Regions from separate parts of the Homo sapiens genome. Here all the other regions are linked to region 1. A link is a contact called in ENCODE Hi-C or POLR2A ChIA-PET data. All regions are on one chromosome and are shown on one strand. Each heading gives the region's core, a stretch centred on a gene start or an enhancer-like site at or near the end of the contact. The rest is flanking DNA. Distances are from core to core; before and after follow the strand shown. Region 1 holds the start of UXT (ubiquitously expressed prefoldin like chaperone). Region 2 holds the start of SYP (synaptophysin). Region 3 holds the start of GPKOW (G-patch domain and KOW motifs). Region 4 holds the start of GRIPAP1 (GRIP1 associated protein 1). Region 5 holds the start of PIM2 (Pim-2 proto-oncogene, serine/threonine kinase). Region 6 holds the start of CHST7 (carbohydrate sulfotransferase 7).

The links. Hi-C counts contacts between places; a loop is a spot of excess contacts on that map. ChIA-PET counts read pairs that join two places held with the same protein, here RNA polymerase II (POLR2A). Pooled maps may share reads with other maps.
Region 2: a loop to region 1 is called in a pooled map, with 6 times the contacts of the local background. The contact joins the promoter of SYP here to the promoter of UXT in region 1. A Hi-C loop is called at or near these places in 10 of 50 pooled maps.
Region 3: a loop to region 1 is called in a map of B cell, with 9 times the contacts of the local background. The contact joins the promoter of GPKOW here to the promoter of UXT in region 1. A Hi-C loop is called at or near these places in 1 of 168 maps with a recorded cell type or tissue (B cell) and 6 of 50 pooled maps. POLR2A ChIA-PET finds 5 or more read pairs at or near these places in 2 of 52 experiments (activated CD8-positive, alpha-beta memory T cell and activated naive CD4-positive, alpha-beta T cell).
Region 4: a loop to region 1 is called in a pooled map, with 18 times the contacts of the local background. The contact joins the promoter of GRIPAP1 here to the promoter of UXT in region 1. A Hi-C loop is called at or near these places in 6 of 50 pooled maps.
Region 5: a loop to region 1 is called in a map of B cell, with 9 times the contacts of the local background. The contact joins the promoter of PIM2 here to the promoter of UXT in region 1. A Hi-C loop is called at or near these places in 4 of 168 maps with a recorded cell type or tissue (B cell, CD4-positive, alpha-beta T cell, CD8-positive, alpha-beta T cell and 1 more), 3 of 37 single-sample maps with no recorded cell type and 7 of 50 pooled maps.
Region 6: a pooled map shows a loop between it and region 1 (11-fold over the local background). The contact joins the promoter of CHST7 here to the promoter of UXT in region 1. A Hi-C loop is called at or near these places in 2 of 37 single-sample maps with no recorded cell type and 6 of 50 pooled maps.

Annotation. Positions count from the first base shown.
Region 1 is chrX:47,656,340-47,661,017 of GRCh38, forward strand. UXT (ubiquitously expressed prefoldin like chaperone) reads right to left here and starts at 2,841. Exons shown (of 7, transcript NM_004182.4): 1 at 2,776-2,841; 2 at 2,491-2,597; 3 at 1,443-1,524; 4 at 1,233-1,300; 5 at 844-951. The coding sequence starts at 2,588. It overlaps UXT-AS1 (UXT antisense RNA 1), which reads left to right and starts at 2,494. Exons shown (of 2, transcript NR_028119.1): 1 at 2,494-2,841; 2 at 3,556-3,772. RefSeq lists enhancers at 2,185-2,688, 2,673-2,932, 2,689-3,190 and silencers at 2,413-2,492, 2,771-3,110.
Region 2 is chrX:49,198,943-49,203,620 of GRCh38, forward strand. SYP (synaptophysin) reads right to left here and starts at 1,251. Exons shown (of 7, transcript NM_003179.3): 1 at 1,209-1,251; 2 at 26-91. The coding sequence starts at 1,244. It overlaps SYP-AS1 (SYP antisense RNA 1), which reads left to right. Exons shown (of 2, transcript NR_046649.1): 1 at 1-282; 2 at 3,230-3,512. RefSeq lists silencers at 1,084-1,133, 1,204-1,443.
Region 3 is chrX:49,121,325-49,126,002 of GRCh38, forward strand. GPKOW (G-patch domain and KOW motifs) reads right to left here and starts at 2,411. Exons shown (of 11, transcript NM_015698.6): 1 at 2,223-2,411; 2 at 1,298-1,452; 3 at 1,074-1,198. The coding sequence starts at 2,398. RefSeq lists enhancers at 2,081-2,734, 2,735-3,388.
Region 4 is chrX:48,999,800-49,004,477 of GRCh38, forward strand. It overlaps GRIPAP1 (GRIP1 associated protein 1), which reads right to left and starts at 2,465. Exons shown (of 26, transcript NM_020137.5): 1 at 2,389-2,465. The coding sequence starts at 2,430. RefSeq lists an enhancer at 2,474-2,583 and a cis regulatory region at 3,856-4,356.
Region 5 is chrX:48,917,112-48,921,789 of GRCh38, forward strand. PIM2 (Pim-2 proto-oncogene, serine/threonine kinase) reads right to left here and starts at 1,913. Exons shown (of 6, transcript NM_006875.4): 1 at 1,663-1,913; 2 at 1,425-1,534; 3 at 670-720. The coding sequence starts at 1,723. RefSeq lists silencers at 1,690-1,829, 1,920-2,159 and enhancers at 3,210-3,269, 3,963-4,678.
Region 6 is chrX:46,571,285-46,575,962 of GRCh38, forward strand. CHST7 (carbohydrate sulfotransferase 7) reads left to right here and starts at 2,481. Exons shown (of 2, transcript NM_019886.4): 1 at 2,481-4,139. The coding sequence starts at 2,648. The coding sequence ends at 4,108. RefSeq lists silencers at 3,499-3,548, 3,669-3,728.

The sequences.
Region 1 (4,678 bases), core at 1,591-4,090:
TTAAAAACAAAAACACAGAGTGTCTACTATATGCTTGTACTACTCTAGTCACCTGGGTATAAGGGAATAAACCAAATCTCCCCCTTTGTAAAACTTACATTCTAATTGGAGGAGACAACATGAGAAAGAAATTACATAGTAAATATTAGGGGGTGATAAGTGTTAGTAGAAAAAAAGTAGAAGGAGGGGAATCAAGCATGCCAGGGGCTGTAATTTGAAAGTTAGGTTACAGAGGGCCTTGTTGAGGAAGTGACATTTAAGCAAGACGAGTGAGTGAGGAGAAAGGAAGCCATGTGGGTACTGGGGGAAAGAGCAGTGCAGGCAGAGAGAACAGCTACAGCAATATCCCTGGGGTGGGATCATTCTTGGGGTGTTGAAAGAAGCATGTGAAGGTGAGTGTGGCAGGAACACAGTGAATGAATAGTAAAATTAGCAGGAAGTGAAATCATAGGTAACTAGTTTTCTTGTTACCAATTCTAACAGGCTGAGACCTCATGGATCTGGTCATAATTGTATTTATGTATAACAGTATAGTCCTTCTAGATTGTAAGCCTTCAAGGAACTCTTCTGTCTTGTTCACTGCTGCATTCCCACTGCTAAGCACAGTGCCTGGCATACAGAAGATGCCCAATAAATGTTTGCGTGAATGAACAATACAAAGATCATTTTTTGAGTGCTTATTATGTGCTACACATGGGCTTTGCAACCCCATTTCTTCAGCCCCAGCTCTGAAGAGGAGGGGAGATGAGTCCTTAAGTATCATTCCAGGCAGCCATGGGTAAAGGGAGAAGAGTGTTGGAAATGGTGGTGTTTTTACACACTATCCTCATGGAATGGACTTACTCTGTGAGGAGAGAGCTCTTACGATCAATGAACTTGAGAGCTTCTGCCAGTGTCAACTCCAGGAAAAAACCATATCCCAGGGCCACATAGATGCGTGAAGTATCTGGGCTGAGGAAAGAGAGGTTAGAGGAAGTGGGGAGAAGTCCTTATCACTGTTTAGCATAGTTTATGTTTTGCTCCCCACCCTTCCCCAAATTGAGGCTCTGGGAAGGCAGGGATTTTGTCCTATTTTATTCACTGTCACATCCCCAGCACCTAGCTTATATCCTACTGGGATATAAAACCTCGCATAGTGCCTGGTACATAGAAGATACTCAAAAAAATATAAGTTGCATGAGGGAAGGGGTAAGCTGAACCCTGTGGGCTCAGAGGGGCGGGTAGACACTCACACCACTGTGTCAACGAAGAAGTTACAGCCCAAATCCACCTGCATATATAACTCCGAGTGCTTAGCTTCCTGTGGGGCCAGGGAAAAAGAGGTAGGGGTCAGTGGTGAACTCTTAGGTCAGGTGACAGGGTTGGGTCTGGAGTCTCTCTTCCCATTTCCCTCCCTTGCCCACACATACCAAAAAAATGGTACCCAATCCCATAGTCTTTACCTGGAGTCGCTCAATGACATTTCTCAGTTGAAGGTATTTGGCCAGCTGCTCATATACCTTGTCTCGATGGTCCAGCACCTTTCTGATGGGACGAAAGTACAATGGTGACCAATAGGCAGCCCCATTCCTCCTAGTATACCTCATATCATGACCCTCTGAGACTCTCATGTCACCATACACTGAAAAGGCTTTTTAGTGCATAAGTTAATTTTCGGCTCTGGGTCAGACTGCCTGGGTTTGGATCTGGGCTCTATCCTTTATAGATGTGTGACTTTGGCAAGTAAATAACCTGTTTGGGACTCAGTTTCCCCATTTATAAAATACAGATGACAGTATTACCTTGTAGAGTCATTAGGATTAAATGAGCGTTTACTACAAAGCATCTAGAATAATGCTTATCAAATGGTAAACTCTCTATATACATGTTAGTTATAATTACTATTATTATACTCCCAATACTGAACTCCAATCATAATGTCCCATCCTCACCCTAGAAAAATCCTCCATCCCTTTTAGGATGCTCATAGGCCTAGTTCTGAACACCTTATTTCCTGCTTAGATTAACAAAGATTGCAATAATATTTCTTCATACTCATTGAACCTCTACTATGTTTCAGGCATCCATGCTAAATTCTTGACAAAGATGGGACACATCAAAAACTCAAAACCACTGCATGGGGAAGGTTCCAGAAAACTCCCCATTTCACAGAAGAGTAAAGTTTATAGGGCACAGAAAGGCGAGGTAGGACGTATTCACAAGGATGAAGAATGGCCGAGCCAGGATTCGAACCCGAGAACTGTGGCTCCAGAAAACAAGCCTTAATCTGTTAAACATCGGAGGCCGCGCATGCGCTGACACGCCCCTGCTATGAACGCCACGTCCCAGCCAAACTGCACCCCGGATGTCGTCCCCACTTCTCGCTCCAAGGAGCGCGGGGCCGGACTCTGAACGCCTCGCCCGCCAATTCAAAGGGTTGGCCCTAACTTTGAACGCCCCACCCACCACGTGGAATGTTCCAAACGCCCCGCCCCCCGCACTGTCACTCACCGCAAGTCCCGCTGCAGCACGTCACTGATGAAGGTCTCGTAGCGCAGCACTTTCTCCCCCGTGGCCTCCACCGCCCGCCGCTTAGGGGGCGTCGCCATGATGGGCTCCTGGGGAGTGGGGAGGGGGAAGACCATGTTGACCGATCCAGTTTGGCCTCACACACAGTTCATCTCTACCCTCTCAACGCTGGGAATCGGCTTGTCCGGCTCAAGCTGGAGGTTCAGCCTTCCGCCCCTCCCAACTCGGGGACCCGACCACCCAGGGACACCCAAGCGCGGCCTTTACCTCAGGCCGCCAGCAATAAGAACGGTTGGTAGGAACCGCGGCTTCCGGGTGGCGCGGGTGAATGACGTAAGTGGCAAGCGCGCTGGCCAACCAAATAGCCAGTTGGGGAGGGGCGGGCCTGAGTGGAAGAAGACGGGCCAAAGGGGAGAAGAGAAGGGCAGGGCTTCACGGAATCCGAGGAGATCAAAGAAGACTAGGGCGTGCGAGCAGGGGCCGTCTGGCAATAAACCGGCCAATGGGGGACTGCAAAAGCGGCGCCTGGAGCCTATGGAGACCGTGTGTGGCTGGTGGGGGTGGGATTTAATGGGATTTGGCGGGTTCTAAGGTAGGCGCGACGCACAGGTGGAGGTAGAGGAAGTGAAGAGTTTAATATTTAAAAGGACCTAAAAATTGACTATGGTTCTGGTCTATAAGGAAGATCCCGTGTGATCTGTCGGCCTGGATATTGATTTTTCACACGGGAGGTTTGGATTTCACTCCTGGCAATGGGACTGAGTATAAGCATTTAAAAGGTTTTAAACAGAGACAGGTTTTCTAAAATTCATCTTTGATAACTCCAGCTCTGCACTCGCAACCCATAAGTGAGGCTCAAGTGGAAATTGACAACACTCTCTGTCTAATCACCTCGTTTGATAGTCAAATGGAGAGGGTGGCTGAAGTCCTCTGCCGAAGATTGGCCATCTTGTAGTTAGGCATAGTTCCCATGTTTTTATTTAAATGGTAAGGTTTTTGTGAATTTATTCTTATGCACTAGAGTGACTGAGTGAATTTATTTTTCAGGTTAGATTTTCAAACAAGAACTTATAACCCAGCAAGAATGGGCCTTTGCCTGGAGAAGAATCCAGACCATGGGATGAATCCCCAAATGCTATTTCCATCTGTAGAGCCTAGAGCACCCACCCCTACCAAGGAAGTCTTCCCAGATAATTTGTGTTTCATATGTAAAAGCAAGTTTTTTTTTTCAAATGCTCAAAACCCAAGCAAGTTAAGCCCTTCCTTCCTTCCTTCCTTCCTTTCTTTTCTCTCTCTCTCTCTTTCTTTCTCTCTCTCTCTCTTTCTTTCTTTTTTTTCTTTTTTAGACAGGGTCTGTGTCCCCTAGGCTGGAGTGCAGTGGTATGATCATGACTCATTGCAGCCTCAACCTCCCAGGCTCAAGTGATCCTCCCGCTTCAGCCTCTGGAGTACCTGGGACTACTGGCATACACCACCACGCCCATCTAATTTTTAAAAAAGTTTTTGTAGAGACAGAGTCTCACTATGTTGCCCAGGCTGGTCTCAAACTCCTAGGCTTAAGTGATTTGCCCACCTCGGCCTCCCAAAATGCCGAGATTATAGGCATGAGCCAGCACACCTGGCCAAGTTAAGCTTTTCTTTGCCCTTAGAACGAGATAATTGTAAAATGAAAACATTGAGATTAGTTTTTTTGGTCTGTAAATCTCATGTTACATATAGTTTAAATTACATTGAGTGTGATTGGAATAGATACTAGGTAGAAAAATATTATCTAGTTAATCTATACCACTTTCCTGTGAAAAGAGAGAAAAGAAGACACATATTTATTTAACAGAGAACACAATTCTGATGGGCTGGAGATGAGTCTGTGTAAGTCTATTAACTTATATTTCACAAAAAAGAATTTTTTACTTAAAAATGTATTTCCAACTTTATTTTTACATTTCAAACCTACAGAAAAGTTGACAGTGAACACTCATATACCCTGCACTTAAGTTCGCCAGTTGTTTTATTTTGAATTTTTAAAATTTTTTTAGAGGCAGGGTCTTGCTCTCTTGCCTAGGCTAGAATGCAGTGGTGTGATCTCGGTTCACTGCAACCTCTGCCACCGGGCTCAAGCAATCCTCCCGCCTAAGCCTCCTGCATAGCTGGGACTACAGGCATGAGCCAC
Region 2 (4,678 bases), core at 1-2,500, 1.5 Mb after region 1:
CCCCAACAGCCCGGACCACACTCACCCATTGCAGCACCTTCACAAAGCCGAGGGGCTCCTTGACCACCCGGAACTGACCCCCAGCCACCAGCTGAGGAGAGAAACAGTGGGGAAGGGGTGGGGTTGTTGGAGGTACAGGGAGGTGAGCGGCAAGGCTGCCCATCAATGACCCCAGGGGATGGAGCATGTGACCTCGGGGAGAGGGTGAGAAGGAGAAAGTGACACCTTGGGGATGGTGTGAGCCCCAGGGTCCAAGGACTGGTGGGAAGGTCTGAAGAGATGGTGAGTCAGATGGCAGAGGAAGTCGGGGGTGAGGGAGATGGGGATGAGGTCAGGACTAGTTAAGGAGGGGGAGCAGGTTTGAAACGTAAAGGCGAGTCGGATGGGGAAGGGGTTCGGGTAGAGAATGGGGATGGAGTGGGGTGCATTCGGGTGGGGGGGTTGTGATGGTGAAGGTGAGTCATAACGGGGCAGGAGTCGGTTTGGCTCAGGTGGGGGAAGGGTCTGCAGGGGTAAAGGTGTGTTAGACGGCGGTGGCGGTAGATATTTGAGGTGATGGGGATGGGGAAGGGTTGGGACTGATTGGGGGTGAGTTTCTGAGGTGGCAAAGACGAGAGACATGGCGGAGAGGGTCTGGACTGATTAAGGTGGGGGAGGGCTGGGACACGGCTTCAGTCGCTATGTGTTGGGGGTGAGGAGGCTGGGGGTTTTGGAAGGAGTAAAACCGGATTGTCCCCTAGGTGTGCTCTGGGGGAAGGGGTGGTCGCCTATGGGGGTACAGTCTCTGTTTGGGAGGGGCGGGTGCCAGCCCTCTCCCCCATCCCCGCCCCCACACCTTCTGTCGCTCTATTTCCTAGCTTATCCGCAGCACCCCCCATCTTCCTTCCACTCTCCCCTCCCCTTGTCCCTTGCCCTCACTCCAGCCCCCAGGCCCCTATTCCTCCCCTCGCGGTCGCCAGTAATAAACGGGGCTCCGGGGGCCCCCGCTGCGGCAGTGAGGACGGCCCTCGCTGCGGCAAAGAGCGCACTCCTTTTCTCCACCTCCCCCTTCCTCCCCTTCACCTGCCGCAGACCCCCATCCCCAGCGCCGGGGACCGGGTCTCCGCTGCCAGACCCTGGCCACCACCTCCCAGAGTCGGCTGGCCTGAGCGACCCGGCCTAGGCAGCCGGGCGGCGGCGGGCTCTGTCCACGGTGCTGGAGCGCGTACCTGATTCACCACGTCCATGTCCGCCAGCAGCAGCATCAGCAATGCAGGGGGCGGGAGGCTCGGCTAGCAAGGGCGGCGCGGGGCGCGGCGGGGGCGGCGCGCGCTCGTTGGAACAGCCCAGGCGGCTGCAGCCCCGCCCCTCGCGCCCCCTCCTTGCCCGCCACGCGCCTGCGCACAGCGGGTTGTACCACAGTCTCACCGGCAGCCATTCCGGCCCGGAGGCTGGAGCCGTGAGAGCGTGCGGGAATATGCGTTGGGAAAACACAAGTCGAGGGCCGGGGAGAGGAGACCTCCCTGCTCGGTCCTACAGTGTGACAACTTTGCCAGGCTCTTTTCTGAGTTTGTTAAACATGTTCACTCATTTAATGCTTACAGAAGTCCTACGTTGTAGGGACTATTAGGCCGTTTTTACAGACGAGGAAAATAATTCCCCAGAGAGCTTAAGTGACTCTCACAAGGTCAGCCAGCTACTAGCTGGCAGTGCCCAGAGTCCCTGCAGTTTAAACACGGTTCAAGGCCTTCCAGGTTCCTTTTTCATAGTCTGCATTTTAAGCACACCCTGAAACTCCTGCCCCCATCTAGCCATCTCCCTTATTTCTTTCTTCCTCTTTGTCAAATTAATGCCTACTCGAACTCTACCACTTTACCTATTTATTCCTTAGCTCTCTCTTAATTGGAATAACCCTCCTTCCTGCGACTAAAACTAGGCCCATCAAGGTCAACAGTGATGGCTATGATGCAAAATCCAAAATACAGTTGGGGCTTAAGATGCTCAACTTCGGCCAGGCGCAGTGGCTCATGCCTGTAATCCCAGCACTTTGGGAGGCCGAAGTGGACAGTGGATCACTTGAAGTCAGGAGTTTGAGACTAGCCTGGCCAACATAGTGAAACCCCATCTCTATTAAAAATACAAAAATTAGCTGGCTGTGGTGGCAGGCGCCTGTAATCCCAGCCACTTGGGAGGCTGAGGCAGGAGAATTGCTTGAACCCAGGAGGCGGAGGTTGCACTGAGGCGAGATTGCACCACTGCACTCCAGCCTGGGCAACAGAGCGAGACTCCATCTCAAAAACAAACAAGCAAACAAAAATACTGAGATACTGTTTTTCATCTTTCAGGGTGGTGAGTATCAAAAAGTTTGATAACGTTCCGTATTGGTAGGTTGGCCAGAAACAAGCGTTCTCATAAATCGCCTGTGGAAGTTTCATTGGTATAACGTGTAGAAGGCAATCGGGCAAAATCTAAAAAAAAAAAATAACAAATTCATTTACTGTTTGGTTCACCTTCATACTTCTAGGAATTCATCTTACAGATAGACTCATACATGTGCTAAAAGATATATGTATAAGATAATACATGACTGGGCTGTTTATTTTTTATTTTTTTTTGAGACGGAGTCTCACTCTGTTGCCCAGGCTGGAGTGCAGTGGCATGATCTCCGCTTACTGCAACCTCCGCCTCCCGGGTTCAAGCAATTCTCCCTGCCTCACCCTCCCTGAGTAGCTGAGATTACAGGCATTCACCACCACGCCCATCTAATTTTTTTTTTTTTTTTTGTAGTTTTAGTAGAGATGGGGTTTCGCCATATTGGCTAGGGTGGTCATGAACTCCTGACCTCATGTGATCTGCCTGCCTCGGCCTCCCAAAGTGCTGGGATTACAGGTGTGAGCCACTGGGCCAGGCCAGGGCTGTTTATAATAGGATAAAGAATGGACACTCCCAAAGTGCTCATTGTTGGTAGCCTGTTTAAATAAACTCTGATACTATGCCGCTGTCATTATAATAACATGGAACTATGGAATGATTGCCAAGATATTTAGTTAAGTAAAAAATGCAAGATGTCAAACTGTGTGGTAATTGTGTACAAAGAGAAGAGAAGGGTTATATCAGACAGAGAATAGCTAACATTTAAATTGTGGCTGTTTTCTGTCAAGTACTCTTTAGAGAACTTTGCCTGTATTACTCACTTAAATTCTTACTGTAACCCTATGTGACAGGTACGACAACTATCTTTGTTTTACAGCTGAATAAACTAAGAGGCGGAGAGGAATTTTCCTAAGTTCACACAGCTGGTAAATTGGTAGAACCAGGATATGAACCCAGGAAGTCTGGCTCCAGCACCTGTTACTCTTAGCCACTGTGCTAACTTATCAGTACACCATCTTTTTTTTTTCAGCACACCATCTTGTATGTCTGTGAAAGATACCTGATAATACTATTTGCTTCCAGAGGGTAGGGAAACTTTTCACTTTATACCCCTTTGTACCTTTTGAGACTCCATCTCAAATAAAATAAAAAAATAAACAGCCTGGTAGTGTATCATCTTATACATACACCTTTTAGCACATATATGAGTCTACCTGTAAGAAATTCCTAGAAGTATGAAGCTGAACAAAACAGTAAATGAATTTATTTTTCTAGATTTTGCCCAGTTGCCTTCTACACAGGTTATACCAATGAAACTTCCACAAGCGATTTATGAGAACGCTTGTTTCTGGCCAACCTGCCAGTATGGAACATTATCAAACTTTTTGATACTCACCACCCTGAAAGATGAAAAACAGCATCTCAGTAGTTTTGTTTTGTTTTGTTTTTGAGACAGAGTCTCACTCTGTTGCCCAGGCTGGAGTGCAGTGGTGCAATCTCAGTTCACTGCAACCTCCGCCTCCTGGGTTCAAACGATTCTCCTACCTCTGCCTCCTGAGTAGCTGGGATTACAAGCACAAACCACCACGTCCGGCTATTTTTTTTTTTTTTTTTTTTTTTTTTAGTAGAGATGGGGTTTTGCCATGTTGGCCAGGCTGGTTGTGAACTCCTGACCTTAAGTGATCCACTGTCCACTTGGCCTCCCAAAGTGCTGGGATTACAGGTGTGAGCCACTGCATCTGGCCTACCTTTTGAATTTTGAACCATCTGAATGAATATCTTTTTTTTGAGACAGGGTTTCCCTGTGTTGCCCAGGCTGGAGTCCAGTGGCATGAATATGGCTCACTGCAGCCTCGACCTCCTGGGCTCAAGCGATCCTCCTGCCTCAGCCTCCTATGTAGCTGGGACCACAGGCGTGAGACACCACGCCCAGCTAATTTTTAAATATTTTTGTAGAGACGAGGTCTCACTTTGTTGCCCAGGCTGGTCTTGAACTCCTGGGCTCAAGTGATCCTCCCGCCTCAGCCTCCCAAAGTGCTGAGATGACAGGCATGAGTCACCATGCCCAGCTCAATACCTGTTTTTTTAAACATGAAAATTCACACATATATGTAATGGATACTTCCCTGTTGTTGCCTTATTGGGGAAGCAGTACACAGGAGGGGTTAAAAGCATGGATCTTGGCATCAAACTGCTTGAATTTGAATGCCACCTCTGATACTTCTTGTTTGACCCTGGACAGGTAAGATGGTTTAAAATGATACCTATAAGGTTGTTGCACTGATTCAACGAGATGATCACTGTAATGCAGTTAGCACAGGGCCCA
Region 3 (4,678 bases), core at 1,161-3,660, 1.5 Mb after region 1:
GGCTGAGGCAGGAGAATCGCTTGATCCCAGGACCGGGAGGTTGCAGTGAGCCGAGATCACACCACTTCACTCCAGCCTGGGCGACAGGGCAAGACTCTATCTCAAAAAACAAAAAACAAACAAACAAAAAAATGTTGAAGGAAACCAGGGCACATCTGAAGGCTGAAGAGAACAGTTCAGTTGAAAGAGAGAGTGGTGTGGGGCTGTAGAAGAACTAGACTCAAAAGAAGCAGTGCAAGAAATTTATGAAAGAAGAGGTGAAAAGTCAGGTCTGTGGGTATGAAAGACAGACTTGGTTACTTCTGTAGACATGCCTCTCACGTCCCCTCTTGTCACCTCCCATCATCACTCCTTCCCATTCACTCCAGATACACCACATGTTGCCTCACTGATGGACACACCATATCGATTTTCTACCACTATGCCATTGCTTGGGCTGTTACTACTAACAGGAGTACTCACTCTGTTCTTCCCTCTCTCACTAAACCCTACTTATCCTTCCAGACCACTCTGGTCTAAGTCCCCAGCATCTCTAGCCTGGACTACTCATCCCCTTGCTTCCACCTTCACTAATGAGTCTGTTCACAGCTTCCAGAGGGATACTGTCAAATCATAAATCATATTTCATCTATGCTCAGGGCTTGTCCAGGCTCTCATCTCACTCAGAGTAAAAGCCAAAGTCCTCACAATGGCCTACAAGGCCCTGCCTGGTCTAGCACCCCCATCTCCTTTCTGACTTCGTCTACTACCCCTTCCCCTTACTCATTCCACTTCAGTCACACTGGTCTCCTTGGTGTTCCGCAAACACTTTAGGCAGTGTCTACCTTCAGGGCCTTTACATTTCCTGTTCCCTTTGCTGCACACCTCATTCAGATAATCCTAGGATTCAAGTACGTTTTTAGCATCCAGATACCCAGATTCATTTGGTAATGCTTCCAAAATGATGACAGGAGAAGGGGCAGGTGGCGGGCCTCTAGCACACACACAGACTTTCCCTGCTACGTGCAGGGACACAGCCTGGCGGACAGGGCAAAGAAAGGCTGGGGCAGGAGGGGGACAAGGGGCCAGCTCACTGTCTCTGCCCGGGGTTCGCTGTCTGCCCCTTCCCCGCTGGGGGTGCATCCTTTCTGGATCATGGGGATAGCGAGCGTGGGGTCGACACCCGCATTCTCTCTCTCTTCCAGAGACTTCTTGGATTCTAAAGGAAGAATAGGAGGGAGCAATGAAGTCCCACTCTATCCTTCCACCTTCTTCCTCTTCTTCCTTCAATGGGGAAGGGTAAAGGGGTATCACTCACCCGCAATGAGCTCCTTCACAGCCTGGGACACCACCCCATCCGCCAAGGCCCCAGTATCTGTGGATGGCCCAGGGGGCCGGGCTGGTGGCTGCCTGCGATGGCCATTCTGGATCAAAGGGATGACGAGTTCCTTGGGGGCCTCCTGGGGCTTCACACTGATGTGGACACAGAGGGGTGGGGTTGGGAGAATGGCAGGGTCAGTGGGTCACACTCCTTCATTCAGAGAAAACACAAGAGCCAAACTCACCCCAGCCCCACAGACCATGTCTTCCCTACTCCATGTCTGGATCTCCTGTTCCTCTCTGATCGTGCATTCTCTGGATTATCTCCCCAGTGCCCCCAACTCATAAATGTCAGTGCCTTCGAGAAATAAGTCCTGCACTCTCTGTTTAACTCAATACCGGCTTCTACAATGGCCCACAAATCACTATCTTCAGCCCAGACCTTCCCCAGCTCCAGGTTCCCAAACAGCTTCCTAGATGCCTGATTCTCTTCTGGAAATCCCTCCCTCAGACCCCTCAGACACTCCTCTCCTCATTAAGCTGATGGTGGCCTCCATCAACCTGAATCTGCCGCTCCATCCCGTTCCCCATATCGGGGACGCCTCAGCCCTTCAGTTGAGACACTAGCAGGTCCTGTCATTTTCTCATTCTTTCCTTCTCCCAGAACGCACAGACCTTAGTGTCTTCAAGTCCTAAAGACACTTCTTCTCAGTAATACATCCTCTCTTCGCAATTCCCACAGCTATCAGGCCCAATTTCCTCACCCCCTCCTATAAACTCCCGCCTTCTGGCCTCCACGAATTTACTCAGGCTGTGCTTCAGGCTTAACAGGTCACTGTCACCAAGACAAACAACTGAGATTCCTCCCTCCCGCTTACGCCCACCGCAGAGATTTCCAAGGGGTGAAAGACCCGGCGCGTCACCTCTGCAGCTCCCTCCCTTCCACGGTTTTCAAGAAATCCTTCTCCTCCGGAGATGGCCCCGCGCCGTCTCCCGAGTCGGCCAGCCGCCTCCGTGCGGACGTGCGAGTGAAGCCGAATGAAATTGGGGCAGTGGAAGCAGCCGTCAGCGGCAAAACACCCTCTTTGGAGTCAGCCATCTTGCTCCTTTTCCCAGGCCGGCGCGCTGCTTGCTGGGAAATTTAGTTTGGGTTCAGATCGCTAGGGGCCGGCCAAAGTGCGTAAAAACTACCTTCCCATCAACCACTGTGGCACCGGCGGGAGGGGGCGGTAAGGGGCCGTGGGAAGTAATTGTCGCTCTTTCAAACGTGGTGGGAGCGCGTCGCGCCAAGCGCCCAGGGAAATGTAGTTTTTTTTTTGTTTGTTTTGTTTTGTTTTTTAAGATGGAGTCTCGCTCTGTTTCACAGGCTGGAGTGCAGTGGCGTGATCTCGGCTCACTGCAACCTCCGCCTCCCAGGTTCAAGCGATTCTCCTGCCTCAGCCTCCCGAGTAGCTGAGACTAAAGGCATGCGCCACCACGCCTGGCTAATTTTTGTATTTTTAGTAGAGACGGGGTTTCACCGTGTTAGCCAGGATGGTCTCGATTTCCTGACCTCGTGATTCTCCTGCCTCGGCCTCCCACAGTGCTGGGATTACAGGTGTGAGCCACCACGCCTGGCTGGAAATGTAGTTTTTAGCGGGGTAGGCATGGTGGAAGGTGGATTCATTCTTGCCAGACATTAATCTTCCTTCGTGTAGGCGTTTGACAAGTATTTATGGAGCGCCTAATGTGTGCCCTACTTATGTGGGAAGTGTTGATGAAGTAAATCATTTAGAAATAATCAGCTGGGTGTGGTGGCGCGCACCTGTAGTTCCATTTACTCCGCAGGCTGAGGCAGGAGGATGGCCTGAGGCCTGGGAATTCGAGGCTGCACTTAGCTCTTATCGCACCACTGCATTCCAGCCTGGGTGACAGAGCGAGACCCCATCTCTAAAAAAGAAAAAGGTCGGGGGTGGGGGGGATGGAGCGTCAGTTGTGTACAATAATAAATAATAGACATAAAATAAATAATAGACATAAAAAACCCCGTCTCTACTGAAAATACAAAAATTAGAGGGGTGTGGTGGCTCATGCCTGTAATCCCAGCATTTTGGGAGGCCGAGGCTGGTGGATCACCTGAGGTCAGGACTTTGAGACCAGCCTGACTCATATGGTGAAACCCTGTCTCTACTAAAAATACAAAAATTAGCCGGGCGTGGTGGTGGCGCCTGTATCCCCAGCTACTTGGGAGGCTGAGACAGGAGGATTGCTTGAATCCGGGAGACAGAGTTTGCAGTGAGCCGAGATCCTGCCACTGCACTCCAGCCTGGGCGACAGAGCGAGACTCCGTCTTAAAAAAGAAAAAAGAAAGAAAGAAAGAAATAGTGCCTATTGGCCAGGCTCATACCCGTAATCCCAGCACTTTAGGAGGCCGAGGCGGGCGGATCACTTGAGGCCAGTAGTTCGAGACCAGCCTGGCCAACATGGTGAAACCCCGTCTCTACTGAAAATACAAAAATTAGCGGGGTGTGGTGGCGCATGCCTGTAATCCCAGCTACTCGGGAGGTTGAGGCAGGAGAATCGCTTGAACCCGGGAGGCGGAGGTTACAGTGAGCCGAGATCTCAACACTCCGGCCTGGGCTATAGAGTGACACTCAGTCTCAAAAACAAAAGAAAAACAAAAGAAAAACAAAAAAAAAAAAAAAAAAAAAAGAAAAAGAATAGTGCCTACTGATGTCAGATTTTAATACTCAACAAGGCACTAGATTCAAATATCAATAAAATAGGCTGGGCACAGTGGCTCATGCCTGTAATCCCAGCACTTTGGGAGACCTAGGCGGGCGGACCACCTGAGGTCAAGAGTTTGAGACCAGCCTGGCCAACATGGCAAAACCCAATCTCCACTAAAAATACAAAAATTAGCCGGGTGTGGTGGCACATGCTTGTAATCCCAGCTACTCGGGAGGTGGAGGCAGGAGAATCGCTTGAACCTAGTAGGTGGAAGTTGCAGTGAGCCAAGATTGCCCCACTGCACTCCAGCCTGGGCAACAGAGCGAGACTCTGTCTCAAAAAAAAAAAAAAAGAAAAAGAAAAGAAAAAGAAAAAAAAGAAACTTGTAGTCTAGTAGGGAATACAGACATTTAAATACATATTTTAAAAATATAGCAACATGTGCCGAGCTTAGTGGCTCACGCCTATAATCCCAGCACTTTGGGAGGCCTAGGCAGGAGGATTGTTTGAGCTCAGGACTTTGAGACCACCCTGGGCAACCTAGTGACACCCTGACTCTACAAAAAAATTTAAAAATTAATGGGGTGTGGTGGCGCACATCTGTGGACCCAGCTACTCAGAGGGCTGAGGGGGGAGGATCACTTCAGCCCAGGAGGTTGAGGATGCACTG
Region 4 (4,678 bases), core at 1,215-3,714, 1.3 Mb after region 1:
TGAGTTCCCTGGCTCTCCATGCCCACAGGATAAAGTTCCTCCTCCTCATCCTGGCTGACCTCTCCACACACTGAACACACACTGTCAGGGGTGTTGTCCATATTTCTGACCAGACCTGGGGGCCTCTGATGGCAGGGGGTTAAGGGCCTGTCTTCCTCCCTCTTTCCTAAGGGAAAAGGGTCAAGTATTCTGCCCAACTTTCATTGAGTCAGGGGGCTTTCCAGGGTCCCCCCACCTCCAAGGCTCTCAAAATACATCCAGGCCCCCTTCAATAATTAAGGGAGGACCAGGTGCGGTGGCTCACACCTGTCATCCCAGCACTTTGGGAGGCCAAGGCGGGTGGGTCACGAGGTAAGGAATTCAAAATCAGCCTGCCCAATATGGTGAAACCCCGTCTCCACTAAAAATATAAAAAATTAGCCGGGTGTGGTGGCGCACACCTGTAGTCCCAGCTACTCGGGAGGCTGAGGCAGGAGAATCGCTTGAACCTGGGAGGTGGAGGTTGCAGTGAGCCGAGATTGTGCCACTGCACTCCAGCCTGGGTGACAGAGTGAGACTCTGTCTCAAAAAAAAAAAAAAAAAAAAAAAAAAAAAAGAATTAAGGGAAAGTGCCAGGCGCAGTGGCTGACACCTGTAATCCAAACACTTTCGGAGGCCAAAGTGGGCAGATCACTTGAGGTCAGGAGTTCAAGACCAGCCTGGCCAACATGGTGAAACCTCATCTCTACTAAAAATACAAAAATTAGCTGGGCGTGGTGGTACGCACCTGTAATCCCAGCTACTAGGGAAGCTGAGATAGGAGAATCACTTGAACCCGGGAGGTGGAGGTTGCAGTGAGCTGAGATCGTGCCACTGCACACTATAGCCTGGGTGACAGAGAAAGACTCTGTCTCAAAAAAAAAGAAAAAGAAAAAGAATTAAGCATCCTCCTCCCTACCAGCCCTATAGGACCCTGAGGCTGGTTCTACCCAGCAAGGCCGGTTCCTTCCCATTAAGGAACTTACTGTTCCTTCCCCTACCAGGACTTTTCCCTCCCTCCCACGCCACCAGCCTCCACTCACTGTTCTCTGGTAGTCTGCTCAAGGTCAGAGGGCTTGGCCTTCACAGAATCTTTCCTACTCCTGTCCTCTCCAGGACCCAGTGATCTGTCTCTCCAAGTACTGGTCCAAGTGGAATATCCTTTGTACCCCCCGAGACTTGCCCCCCAACAAAGCCCAGTAGTTCTCCCTCATTCATGGCCCAGTGGGATCAATGTTCCTCATTCAAGGGTATTCCCACTCCCCTCAAGATCTCCCCAGTCATGATCCATTGGGAATGGCCCTACACCCTTCAGGGTAGGCCTCTACAAGGCCTTGGGTAGGCCAGTTGGATGACTCTTACTCACTTAGAATCCCTTTCAGATGACAGTGGTCTTCCCCATTCATGGGTTAATCAACTCGCCCTTCCATTCTCAGTGTCCCTCACACAGGGACAGCTGGTTTCCCTCATTCAAGGACCAATTGGATTACCTGTCCTCCCTCAGAGTTCCTCCCCTCCCCATGCAGGACCCTGTTCAGACCCCCCCCCCAGTGAGGAACCCTCTCAACAAGGGCCCATTCATAGTGCAATGCTATGGCCTTTCATTGCATCTCAGAGTCCCCCCAAAAGAATCAAGTGGGGGTACCTCCCCAAAGCCCAGTGATCTTCCCTCCTTGTAGTCCAAGGTATCAATCTTTTACCCCTCTGGTCCTCCCCCCAGTTAATGGGATTAATGGTATTACCCATTCATGGCCTTCTTCACCCCAGGCCTAATGGGATCACCCTTAATCATCCAATGGTGCCGCCCCCTCTTAGGATGCACTACCAACCACCAATGGCACAGGATCTCCACCTCCCAGGAACAATGACAACATCTGGGGTCTTTCCCCAATCCCCGGGCACAGTGGTATCTCCCCCAAAACTTACCACCTCCCACCCGCTAATGGTTCTGCCCTCTCAAGGGCTCCCACCACCATGACGCAAACGACCCAACACCCGCTTCCTTCCTCTCCAGACAAAATGGTTTCGCCTTCTCAGGATCTCCTTCCCTCAAAGCCCATTATCATCACCCGCCGACGGTGTCCCCTGCACGGGCCCAAAAGTCTCGTCCCCTCCAGGTCTGAGTAAGGTACCGCCTACTTAATGGCGCTCTCCCAGCCCACAATGCTAACAGAGTCCAACCTTCAAAGCCGCAGAGTATCTCGGAATCCAATAGTCTCACCACTCCGAGCCTCAGTTTCCCTTCTCCAGACCCACCCCATAAACTCAGGGTCCATCCCAACCAACCCCTTCTCAGAGCTGATAGCACGACCTCTCGCTACCCCGCCCCCGGTCGCCTAGCCGGGTGGTCTTTCCCACCGCGAGCGGCACCTGCATCCGCTGAAACTCCTCCTCAGACAGAGCTTGCGCCATGTTCCTCCCCCCACCCCCCCGCCAGCTTTCTGCGCAGACGCAGCTCGCGCCTCCTGGCAGTATTAAGGTCGGACCAAACCACTGGCCAGGAATGGAGGGGGTAGAACCTAATTCCGAAGGGCAGCATTTTGGAGACGCAGAGAAGAGAACGAAACCGACGAGTCAGGTGAACTGTAATACAACGTTCTACCCGAATGTAAGTCATCTGATTGGCTTTTGGACTCTTCTAGGCCACCCATTGTGATACGACATTATTACATCCCCGTTTCATGGGTGGACTCGTCGCTAGGGAAGTCTTTGCCGACAGAAAATCACCCTTCCGCGGTATTCCTTTAATGAGAATGGGTAACTTAATAACCATAGAAATGAAAGCGGAAGCTTCGCTCTGGTCTTGTTCCCGCCCCTCCTCCGGGAGACCCCAAAGGGGAATCCCACCTCTTGTAAAGCCTTTGGCCTTTTTTTTTTTTTTTTTTTTTAAGGTTTGACACTTATTTTGTTATCATGATACTGCATGTCACGTTAGGTAAAGGACTTAGCCACCAATAAAAATAGCAGAGTGGAAAGAGTGACAGTGAATCAAACGAAAAAGCTACATTAAAACAAAACAAAAACAAAAAACAAACCAGGGTGGTGAAACACCAGGCTCATTCAAGTATTAGAATTCACTATAACCCTCACCGATCTGAGAGTAAGAAATGGTATCTCAGTGTAGTTTTTTTCTTATTTTCTTTTTTCTTTCTGTTTTTGTTGTTGTTGTTGTTGTTGTTTTTCTTTTTTGAGACGGAGTTTCACTTTTGTTGCCCAGGCTGGAGTGCAGTGGCACGATATCCGATCACAGCAACCTCCGCTTGGCGAGTTCAAGCGATTCTCCTGCCTCAGCCTCCCGAGTAGCTGGGATTACAGGCGCCCGCCACCTCGTCCGGGTAATTTTTTTTTTTTTTTTTAGTAGAGACGGGGTTTCTCCATATTGGTCAGGCCGGTCTCGAACTCCCGACCTCAGGTAGTCCGCCCGCCTCGGCCTCCCAGAGTGCTGGGATTAAGGCGTGAGCCACCGCGCCCAGCCTTCTTATTTTCGTAGAATTTAATGATTTCCCTGCTGTGGAAAAATATTTCCAGCAGGGCCGGGCGCGGTGGCTCACGCCTGTAATCCCAGCACTTTGGGAGGCCAAGGAGGGCTGTTCACTTGCGGTCAGGAGTTCGAGACTAACCTGGCCAACATGGTGAAACCCCATCTCTACTAAAAACACAAAAATTGGCCGGGTGTGGTGGTGGGCGCCTGTAATCCCAGCTACTCGGAAGGCTGAGGCACGAGAATCGCTTGAACCCGCCAGGCAGAGGTTGCGGTGAGCCGAGATCGCACCACTACACTCCAGCCTGGGGGATAGAGCGAGACTCTGTCTCCAAGAAAAGAAAGAAAAAGAAAAGTATTGCCAGCCAGGACTCTTTGATTTCTTTCTTGATTTAATTGACTTTATTGAAAGATAACGCTATTGATCTGTCTATATACATAAATGCACCCATTTTAAGGGTACAATTTAGTGAGCTTTGTCTAATGTATACAACCTTGTAACCACCATCACAAGCAAGATAGGGAACATTGATTTCTTTGTATCCTATCCCAAACCCCACCCCCTATCCCAGGTAACCAATGATTGGCTTCCTGTTACTGGATTACATTTCTCTTGCAGAGTTTCATGCAAATAGAATGAGACAGGATGTATCCTTTTCTGTCTGGCTTCTTTCACTCATCATAATCCTTTTGAGATTCATCCAAGTTGTTTCGTGTATAAGTATCTTTTTTTCTTTTTATTGACTAGTAAAATTCCATAGTATGGGCCGGGCGGGCTCAGTGGCTCACGCCTGTAATCCCAGCACTTTGGGAGGCCGAGGCAGGTGTATCACCTGAGGTCAGGAGTGCAAGACCAGCCCAGCCAGCATGGTGAAACCACATCTGTACTAAAAATACAAAAATAAGCTAGGAGTGATGGTACACGCCTGTAATCACAGCTACTCAGGAGGCTGAGGCATGAGAATCGCTTGAACCCAAGAGGTGGAGGGTGCAGTGAGCCGAGATCGTGCCACTGCACTCCAGCCTTAGCGATAGAGGGGAAAACTCTGTCTCAAAAACAAAACAAAACAAAACAAAATCCATAGTATGACTATACCACAATTTGTTTATCCATTCTCTTAGTGTAGTTTTAATTTGTGTTTCTCTTATTATGAGTGAGATTCACCACCTTGTCCTATG
Region 5 (4,678 bases), core at 663-3,162, 1.3 Mb after region 1:
GTCACCTCACTCCAGCCTGGGCAACAGAGGGAGACTGTGTCTCCAAAAAAAAAAAAGTATAAACGCTGGGGGCCACAAAATCCGCCCCCCACTGCCTCCCCAAGCCCTGCGCAGGTACACTTCGAGCAGCAACCTTCTGGGATGAGGTAGAGCCCTCTCCTGGCCAGGCTGCTGACTTGCACGGCAGCAGACGTTTTCTCACCGAGATGCAAAAATACCGATATTGCGCAGGCGCACCCTCTCCCTTTGGGTCCCATGGACTGCGCAGGCGCAGTTTCCCCTAGAGCCCGCCAGGGGGCGCTCCCAACTCTACAACTTGCCCAGACCCGCCCTGATGTCCGTTAGCGTTATAACGGCAAGAGAGAAGCAGCCACCATCACCATGGCAACCAGTGACCTCTGCCCCTTGTTCCCCACCAGCACGCCCTGCGGGCAGTCCCCCAGCAGTGTTTGGAGGAAGGATGGTAAAGGTTTGTTGGAGGGGAGAATCCAGGGCTCTAGGGGAATTGGGGTGAATCAGAACTGTATGTCACCCCAAGGGAGTATAAATGGGCTGGCAGTATTCTCACTGTTACAGGGCCCAGGGAGTCATACATCCCCTGGAAAAGCAAGGAGGTGAATACATCAGTGATGGAGTAGGTAGGTTAGGAAGGGCTCCGAAGGTACTCACCAAGGGGGACCAGCCCAGCACACGATTCCGGGGAATCACTTTGATGGCCACCTGGAGAAGAAGGCCGTGATAAGGAGGCCAGCAGGTGATCCCCAGACCCCTCCCAGTCTAGACCTTCTGCCTACCTCCAGTATTCCTCCATCTACCAGCACTCTAGTCTTTCTGGTCCCCAACCACAGCACCCCACAGAACGCGTACCAGGGCGTCTCCCCTGCCCTCCAGGTCCTCGGAACCAAGTTTATCTCTCCCACCTTCCTTAGCCCTGGGCTCTCCGTTCTCAGGCATCAGGACTCATCACTCCAAGTCCTGAGTTCTAGATTTCCTGATACCCCAGGCCCACAATCTTCCTATTTAGCTCTACGACACCCCAACTCTGTACCAGGGTCCTGGTCCGCATGACTCCACACTGGACACCTACCTCCAAAAGTCCCACAAATCTCACATCTAGGTCCCTGCTTTCCCACACATACACAGCCTGGACCCCGGGGTCAAGGAACTCCGGAATCTGAAGCCCCCTGCCCCCCCCCCCCGCCCATAACCTCCTAGACCGACACACACACGCGCACGCACACACACCTGGCCCTCTACACACACTGCAGGCTCACTCCTCGGACACGGACACGGACACACACACACACACACCTGGTCCTCTACACACTCTGCAGGCTCACTCCTCGGTCAACCAGCATTCCAGGGCCAGGACCCCCGCCCCCGCCACACGCACCTGACCCTCCCAAGACCCTCATGACGGATACCTGGAGTCGATCTGTGAGGCGGTGTCCTGCGAAGACGGTGCCAAAGCCCCCCTTACCCAGGAGGGGGCCGAGTCGATACTCGGCCTCGAACGCTTCCCGATCCTTGCCTCCTACGCAGGCGGAGGCGAGGAAGTCAGGGTGGCGGCGTGCTGAGCCCAGCCACGACTCCCTCCCCCCGCGCTGCAACCCATCATTCCAGCCCACCCCGTCTGGTTGCAGTAGGGGAGGATGTACTCACCTGGCGGCGGCGTGGGGGTCCCGGGGGGCGCGGGAGGCCCCTGTAGAGGCTTGGTCAACATGGAGGTGGCGCTGCGCAGATTGAGCCCACTGAACCCGCTAAGCCCGCAGGGCGTGGACGCCCGGGGCAGCGCAGCTGGGGAGCCAGGGCTGGGGGGCGCCAGGGTGGAAAGCAGAGAAACTGGTGGCCCGGAAGCGCCCGCAGACGGCGCAGCGTTGAGATTCGCCGCGCGCGCCAGCCCCAATGCTACTGAGCCTGGGCACGCGCCTCCCGGGAGAGTCACCCTGGGCGACAGCCCCGCCCACCTGGCTTTGATCAATCCGGACGCGGCACCTGCTGTACCACAGCCAATCGGAGCCAGTTCTTATTTGCATACCACCCTCATCGTTTCAAGGGCCCCCTTATGCAAATACACGCTCGGTTCTTCCGAGGAGGCGGGGCCTGCATGTAAATGAGGGGGCTTGAGGTGGGGCTCACACCAAGAGGAAACCGGTTCTGGGAATCCCTTTGCAGCACCGCGCTTGTTTTGGTTGTTGCGCGGGGTTGTTGTTGGTAGTGGTGGCGGTGTGTGTGTGTATTTACACTTAAAAAATAACTGCGCAGTATCCTTTCCTGGGAAGTTGGTTTGCCGCCGCTGCCTGGATATTAGCACAGAGATAGCGCCAGGCCGGGCTTCTAAGAATTCGCGCTTGTGGCTATCCAAGACTCCGTCTCGAAAGGTGCTTGTCGGACTCCTTCACCGGAGTCCTCCAGGCGACTGGCGGCCTTCACTGGAAAGCTGAGGCCAGGGCCCTGGAAATATCTGGTAGCCAGGGAGGGGGAACCCCTACCATCAACGCCACGGGTGTGCATTGGTCAAAGGCAGCATTGCCTGGTGAGTGTTTATTGGAGCTTTTAACCCTGAGCCCTGGGCCCAGTCAGCAAGTCTAGAATCTAGAACAGCAGGGGGTGGTTCTTGGGGGATGGGGGTGAGCCCAGAGTGGTGGTGGCATGGGGCTGCTCTTGGAGTTGAGAGAGGCAAGGACTGAGAGACATGATAGAGGCTGCTAGAGAAGTGGCAACTCTCAGACACAAATTTGTGAAAAACAGCCAGAAAAGGCGCCACACCCCAGGAAGAAAAATGCACTCCAAAGACACATGAATGCCAAGATATACACAAACACATACTGTCAGACACATTCACAGAAACGACCTAGATACACATGCAGCCAGAGACTGACATACACTTTCAGGCAAGCACACTGTCAGAAAAATAGTTATGTCCTAGAATGACACCCAGAGATACACTGTTACAGAAAGGCACTCACGCAGACCTACATTTGCCATGTGATGACACAGAAATGTCCCGTCACACTGGCAGAACTTGTCACAAACACACTGTCACCATCAGATATGCACTGTCACAGCAAGACTTGTACTGTCCCAGAAATGAGAGACGCAGAGTCTGTCACAGGAAGATGCACAGATGCTCCAGGGACACACATGCACTGCTCTGAAGGCAGACATGTACTGATGTGATAGAATCACATTTTGTGGCAGTGTCACAAAAACAGACATGGATAGACCTGTTCAGACACAGACATACATACACCATGACACATGCAGTTTATCAATGGAACAAACTGTCCAGAAATAGCTACCCAGAATCTGTTGCAGGAACACAAACGGACATCCACCCCATCAGACAGAAACCACAGATGCACTGTCACAGACAGACCCACGCAGGCATGCACGCATCTTGGATTTAGACACAAACTGTCAGAGATAAGAGTCCCACACTCAGTCACCATCTGACACACCTGGAAACAAGCCCTTCATCACACACACAACTGGGGACACTCTGTGAGCTGCACATGAAGACTTGGACTCACCACAGTCACACACACACAGACAACACCAAAAAAGCACACATGTACTCTCCTTTGTTCACCCAACGTTATTGGGGGTGGTTTGCTATAAGCCTGCCAGGCCTTGATGGGGATGTTGGTATCAGAGATGTACAGATAAGTCAGGCATCAAACCCGTGCCATGAAGTTTATCTGTAGTACAGCTACTGGGGAGATTTTTAGATAGAAGTGAGAATGTGAATGGGCTTCTCAGCAGGTGACCCTCTGTCTTGAAAGACAAAGAAGGTTGGTGGCTCAGGACAGGGGAGGGCAAATTGCAGGCAAAGGCCAAGAACACTGGACAGAGCGGCGAGAGATTGGCAGGGGCCAAATGGTGCAGAAACTTCTACAAAAAGAATACTACTAACATTTGTGCTCTCTCAATGTGCCAAGCACTGTGCCCAGGTAGTACGTTACTTTGATCATACATATTCCCTCTAGATGATCACAGCAGAAGCATGAGGGAGTAGATATCACTTTTTTTTTTTTTTTTTAAGACTGAGTCTCGCTCTGTCACCCAGGCTGGAGTGTGGTGGCGCAATCTCGGCTCACTGCAACCTCCACCTCCTGGGTTCAAGCGATTCTCATGCCTCAGCCACCCAAGTAGCTGGGATTACAGGCACGTACAACCATGAACGGCTAATTTTTGTATTTTTAGTAGAGATGGGGTTTCTCCATGTTGGCCAGGCTGGTCTCGAACTCCTGATCTCAGGTGATTCACCCACCTCAGCCTTCCAAAGTGCTGGGATTATAGGTGTGAGTCACTGCACCCAGCCTAATCACCTCTTGTACAGATGAGACACTTGAAACAGAGAAGCAATTGACCAGGGCCAGGAAGGTTTCAAAGCAACTCTACAACAAATAGATGCTTGGCCACTGGGTTCCAGACACACTCCGCAGACAGCCACTCAGCTAGCCATGCCCTCAACTGCAGAACCAGACACACATCCTGTCAGAGGGTCTCCATTATCATGGCATGGTGAAAAAGCTGCTTGAGAAAACCTGGGGGCCAGCCAGCCTTCTTTACCTTGGATTTACCCCTAGGGAGGACAGGCAAAGAGGTGTCAGACTGGGGGACAAGAACAAAAAAGGGTTTAGCCGTCCTTCACCTTCTAAAACCTAGTGGGTGA
Region 6 (4,678 bases), core at 1,231-3,730, 1.1 Mb before region 1:
TCTGGGGGGTGGGGGGCCTCAGCTGGGAGGGCTTATTTTCTGAGCCATGTTGCTAACCCAGGCTTCTTCACGAGCCGATCTCAGGGTTCCAAAGAGCAGGATGAGGGCAATTCCCACAGCAGGAGTATTTTTCAAACCTTTGCTGTGTCATGTTTGCTACTGTCCCACAGGCCAATGCAAGCCACATGGTCATCCCAGAGTCAGTATGGGAAGGCATTGCCCAAAGGCAAAACAGAGGAGGGGAATACTTTGTGGTTATTTAAAAAACCTATCACACTTTCCACTATCAGAGTTGAGGCTTTTGGAGCGGAGGGCGGGGGGTGGGGGGAAGCGGGAAACACCAGCAACTATTTGCATTCTGCCCAGCCACACCTCTCCCCTCACACCAGCACAGAGCCACCTACTTGCTTAAAAGATGAGAGGAGGCCAGGCACAGTAGCTCAGGCCTGTAATCCCAGCACAAGGCCGAAGTGGGAGGATCACTTGAGCCCACGAGTTCAAGACCAGCCTGGGCAACATACAGACCCCGGTCTCTACAAAAAACAAACAAACAAACAAAATTAGCTGGGTGTGGTCCACATGCCTGTGGTCTCAGCTGCTTGGGAGGCTGAGGTAGGAAGATCGCTTGGGCTTGAGAGGTTGAGGCTGCAGTGAGTGGTGATAGTGCCACCGCACTCCAGCCTGGGTGACAGAGCCAGACCCTGTCTCAAAGCTTTTTAAAAAAGCCAGAGAGGAGGGAAAAGTGAAAACAGAAGGGAAAGTTGTAGATTAATATTGCAAAATCATATCCTTGCTATAAACGAGATGTGTACAGAGGTCAATGCATATATGAGTTTGGTAGTGGAAAAGTGAGAGATCGTCTAACATGGTTTCTTTATGAAGTAGGCAGTAAGGTCATGTGCTGAGAAGAGGTGGGTGGGGGAAGAGGGGTATCAGAAGTCTGAGGAGACTAGAGAAGGTTTGAAATCATCATAATGGAACTGGAGACTGGGAAGTGACATGAAGAACCTAAGATTTCAGCAACCATTTCAGGTTGATGATTATGAGGTTATCTTGATGCTGATCTGTTCTGTGGGCTCCCAAAGTGCTGAGATTACAGGCGTGAGCCACTGTGCCTGGCTCACACCTGTGGAGAAATGTTTCGCAGTGGTGTTTGCAGGCACAGAGAAAGCCAAAAGCAGGGTTTGGGGGATTTTGCTAGATGAGTAATGAAAAGGCAGAGGGCACGTGAGTTTAGCTTATTGGAGGGAGTGTTATTAAAATAATGGTATGGCATCTTTCAGCTGAATATGAAAAATTGAGAAGAAAGTGGGGGTGGTGGTCAAAAAGTGGAGGTTGGAGAATAGGGAAGATTTGAACAACTGGCTGGAAGAAGAGGGGAATTGTGGAAAGAAAACGAAATGCTTGAGTCAGTGGTTTCACAGGTGGAGTAGCTTCCGTGATGAAAAAGACCAGTGGAGAGCATTGCATATGTTCTCACTCTTCCAATTTGAACACCTTCCCCTGGTGGAGATAAGTAGATATGCTTTCTATGTTTTATTAACTTTACAACACCTTCCCCAAGCTGGTGAAAGGAAGCTCTCACTTCCTTATTCATTAGCCTGATGAAACAGAGCAAAATGTATCTTTTTTGGTTCTGTTTTGAATTTTAGTAACTCTAGTCTTCATCTGCCTGTTGGACTTCCTGTCTCTTTTTCATCTATCTTTGGGTACACATTTCTTCTTACGGGTCCTTTTAAACACCGAGCTCCTGAGAAAGGTCACCATTCTACCACTTTGATTCTGTAAATGTCTTTTGCTCATAGGTGTCAGAATAGGCTGGGTTATACTGTGGTAACAACCCCCAAATCTCGCAATCCCAGGAGGTACATGGGTACTAAGAATTATTCACATTTTACAAATGACCAAACTGGGCCCCAGAGTATTGGTAAAATGTGCAGAGCCCATCAGCTGGTGAAACCCTAAGGAACACAACACTTAGAATTTCACAAAGGCTAGACTTTATGAAATGTGCTGCGTGGATGCAGTAGTATCTCCAACCCCCCTGGACCGCTCTGCCACGTACAATCTTCTATCTTTCAGTCCGGAACTCAGTAACACCCACTCCAGGGCTGATGGGGGCGCTGGATGTATAGTGGCGAGTGTTTATCTGCCTAGGATAGCGATGGCTAGGCAGGGGACATAAAACAGAAGAGGCAGTGACCTTCTCCGGGTGGGGTCTATGGCCCTTTACTGGGTACATTCTGTACACACAGGCCCCTCCTTTGCCTGAAGTCATTGATGAAGACTTCATTACGGAGGGTTTGGGGAAAGGTGGGGGTCTGGCTGGGTAAGCCGGCGTCCCAGCCCCGCTACAGCCCCGCCCAGATCTGGCAGAGCCGTGGGCGAACCCAGGCGGGCAGAAAGGCGGGGCGGGCGGCTGCCAAGCCGGCCAATAGGCGGCTCTCCGGCTGCTAAGCCGAGAGGGCAGGGGCGCCGTCAGTAGCACCACCGCCTTCCAAGTTTCCCCTTGTGGATGCGCGGCCCCGCGGCTCTGCTCCTCCCGGCGCAGAGGGGCCGGGAGAGGCCACAGGAGCGGACCTGGCACGGGATTTCTGAGGAACGGGAGAAGACTGGCGCCCGACCCGCTCTGGAGGGTCGGTGAACGATGAAGGGCCGGCGGCGGCGACGCCGAGAGTACTGCAAGTTCGCGCTGCTGTTGGTGCTGTACACGCTGGTGCTGTTGCTCGTCCCCTCCGTATTGGACGGCGGCCGCGACGGGGACAAGGGCGCCGAGCACTGCCCCGGCCTGCAGCGCAGCCTGGGAGTGTGGAGCCTGGAGGCGGCGGCGGCCGGCGAACGCGAGCAGGGAGCGGAGGCGCGGGCCGCCGAGGAAGGGGGCGCGAACCAGTCTCCTCGGTTCCCAAGCAACCTCAGCGGCGCTGTCGGGGAGGCAGTGTCTCGCGAGAAGCAGCACATCTACGTGCATGCCACCTGGCGCACCGGCTCGTCCTTCCTGGGCGAACTCTTTAACCAGCACCCGGACGTTTTCTACTTGTATGAGCCCATGTGGCATCTATGGCAGGCGCTGTATCCGGGCGACGCCGAGAGCTTGCAGGGCGCGCTGCGCGACATGCTGCGTTCGCTCTTCCGCTGCGACTTCTCCGTGCTGCGGCTGTACGCGCCGCCGGGGGACCCCGCTGCGCGCGCCCCGGACACGGCCAATCTTACCACGGCCGCCCTCTTCCGCTGGCGGACTAACAAGGTCATCTGCTCGCCGCCACTGTGTCCTGGCGCACCCCGTGCCCGGGCCGAGGTGGGCCTCGTCGAGGACACCGCCTGCGAGCGCAGCTGCCCACCCGTGGCGATACGCGCCCTGGAGGCCGAGTGCCGAAAGTACCCGGTGGTGGTCATCAAGGACGTGCGCCTGCTCGATCTGGGCGTGCTGGTGCCCCTGTTGCGTGATCCAGGCCTCAACCTGAAGGTGGTGCAGCTTTTCCGCGACCCGAGGGCGGTGCACAACTCGCGCCTCAAGTCTAGGCAGGGACTGCTGCGCGAGAGCATCCAGGTGCTGCGCACCCGCCAGAGGGGCGACCGCTTCCACCGTGTGCTGCTGGCGCACGGCGTGGGTGCTCGCCCCGGGGGCCAGTCTCGCGCGCTGCCCGCCGCGCCGCGCGCCGATTTCTTCCTGACCGGTGCGCTCGAGGTGATCTGCGAAGCCTGGCTGCGCGATCTGCTTTTCGCGCGCGGCGCGCCCGCCTGGCTGCGGCGCCGCTACCTGAGGCTGCGCTATGAGGACCTGGTGCGGCAGCCACGCGCCCAGCTGCGCCGCCTGCTGCGCTTCTCCGGGCTACGCGCGCTCGCAGCGCTCGATGCCTTCGCGCTCAACATGACTCGCGGCGCGGCCTACGGCGCCGACCGGCCCTTCCACCTGTCAGCGCGCGACGCCCGGGAGGCGGTGCACGCCTGGCGCGAGCGCCTGAGCCGAGAGCAGGTGCGCCAGGTGGAGGCCGCCTGCGCTCCAGCCATGCGTCTGCTCGCCTACCCTCGCAGCGGAGAGGAGGGCGACGCGGAGCAGCCCAGGGAAGGGGAGACGCCGCTGGAGATGGATGCCGACGGCGCCACGTAGCCTCCCATCCCTGTCCCCGGCACGGATCCGGGTAAGGTGGCCCGGGGCAAGGCAGGGACCGGGACTGGTCTTCCGGGAGCCTGGAATGGCCTGGGGAGGGGGAAGTGTAGGGGGGAGGGTACCATGCTGGATCCCATTCTATCAGATCAGGTCCAAGAGGATGGGAAAGTCCTGCTCGTAGAATTTGGTAGATTCATCGGAATCTCCAGCTTAGCCTCGCGCCTCCTTAGAGGGAGATCCTGAGATGAGAGAGGATATTTAGGCGTGACTGAGGTGGAAGCCAGGTCTCTGCATTCCCATTCCCCTGTATGAAGTAGGAGGTTTCAGAGGGCTGAGGAGAGTAGAGAAGGTTTGAAACAGTCATAATGAGCCGTGAGACTGGGAATTGACATGTGGAGTATAGGATTTCGGAAACCATTTGAGGTTGATGATTATGGAGTTATCTTGATGCCAGTTTGTCCTGTGAGGAGACTTTGCAATGGTGTTTACAGGCACAGAGAAAGCCAAAAGCAGAGAGTTTGGTGGAAAGGCATTGATTCTAACCCTACCTATCCCTAATCTTTCTGTTTC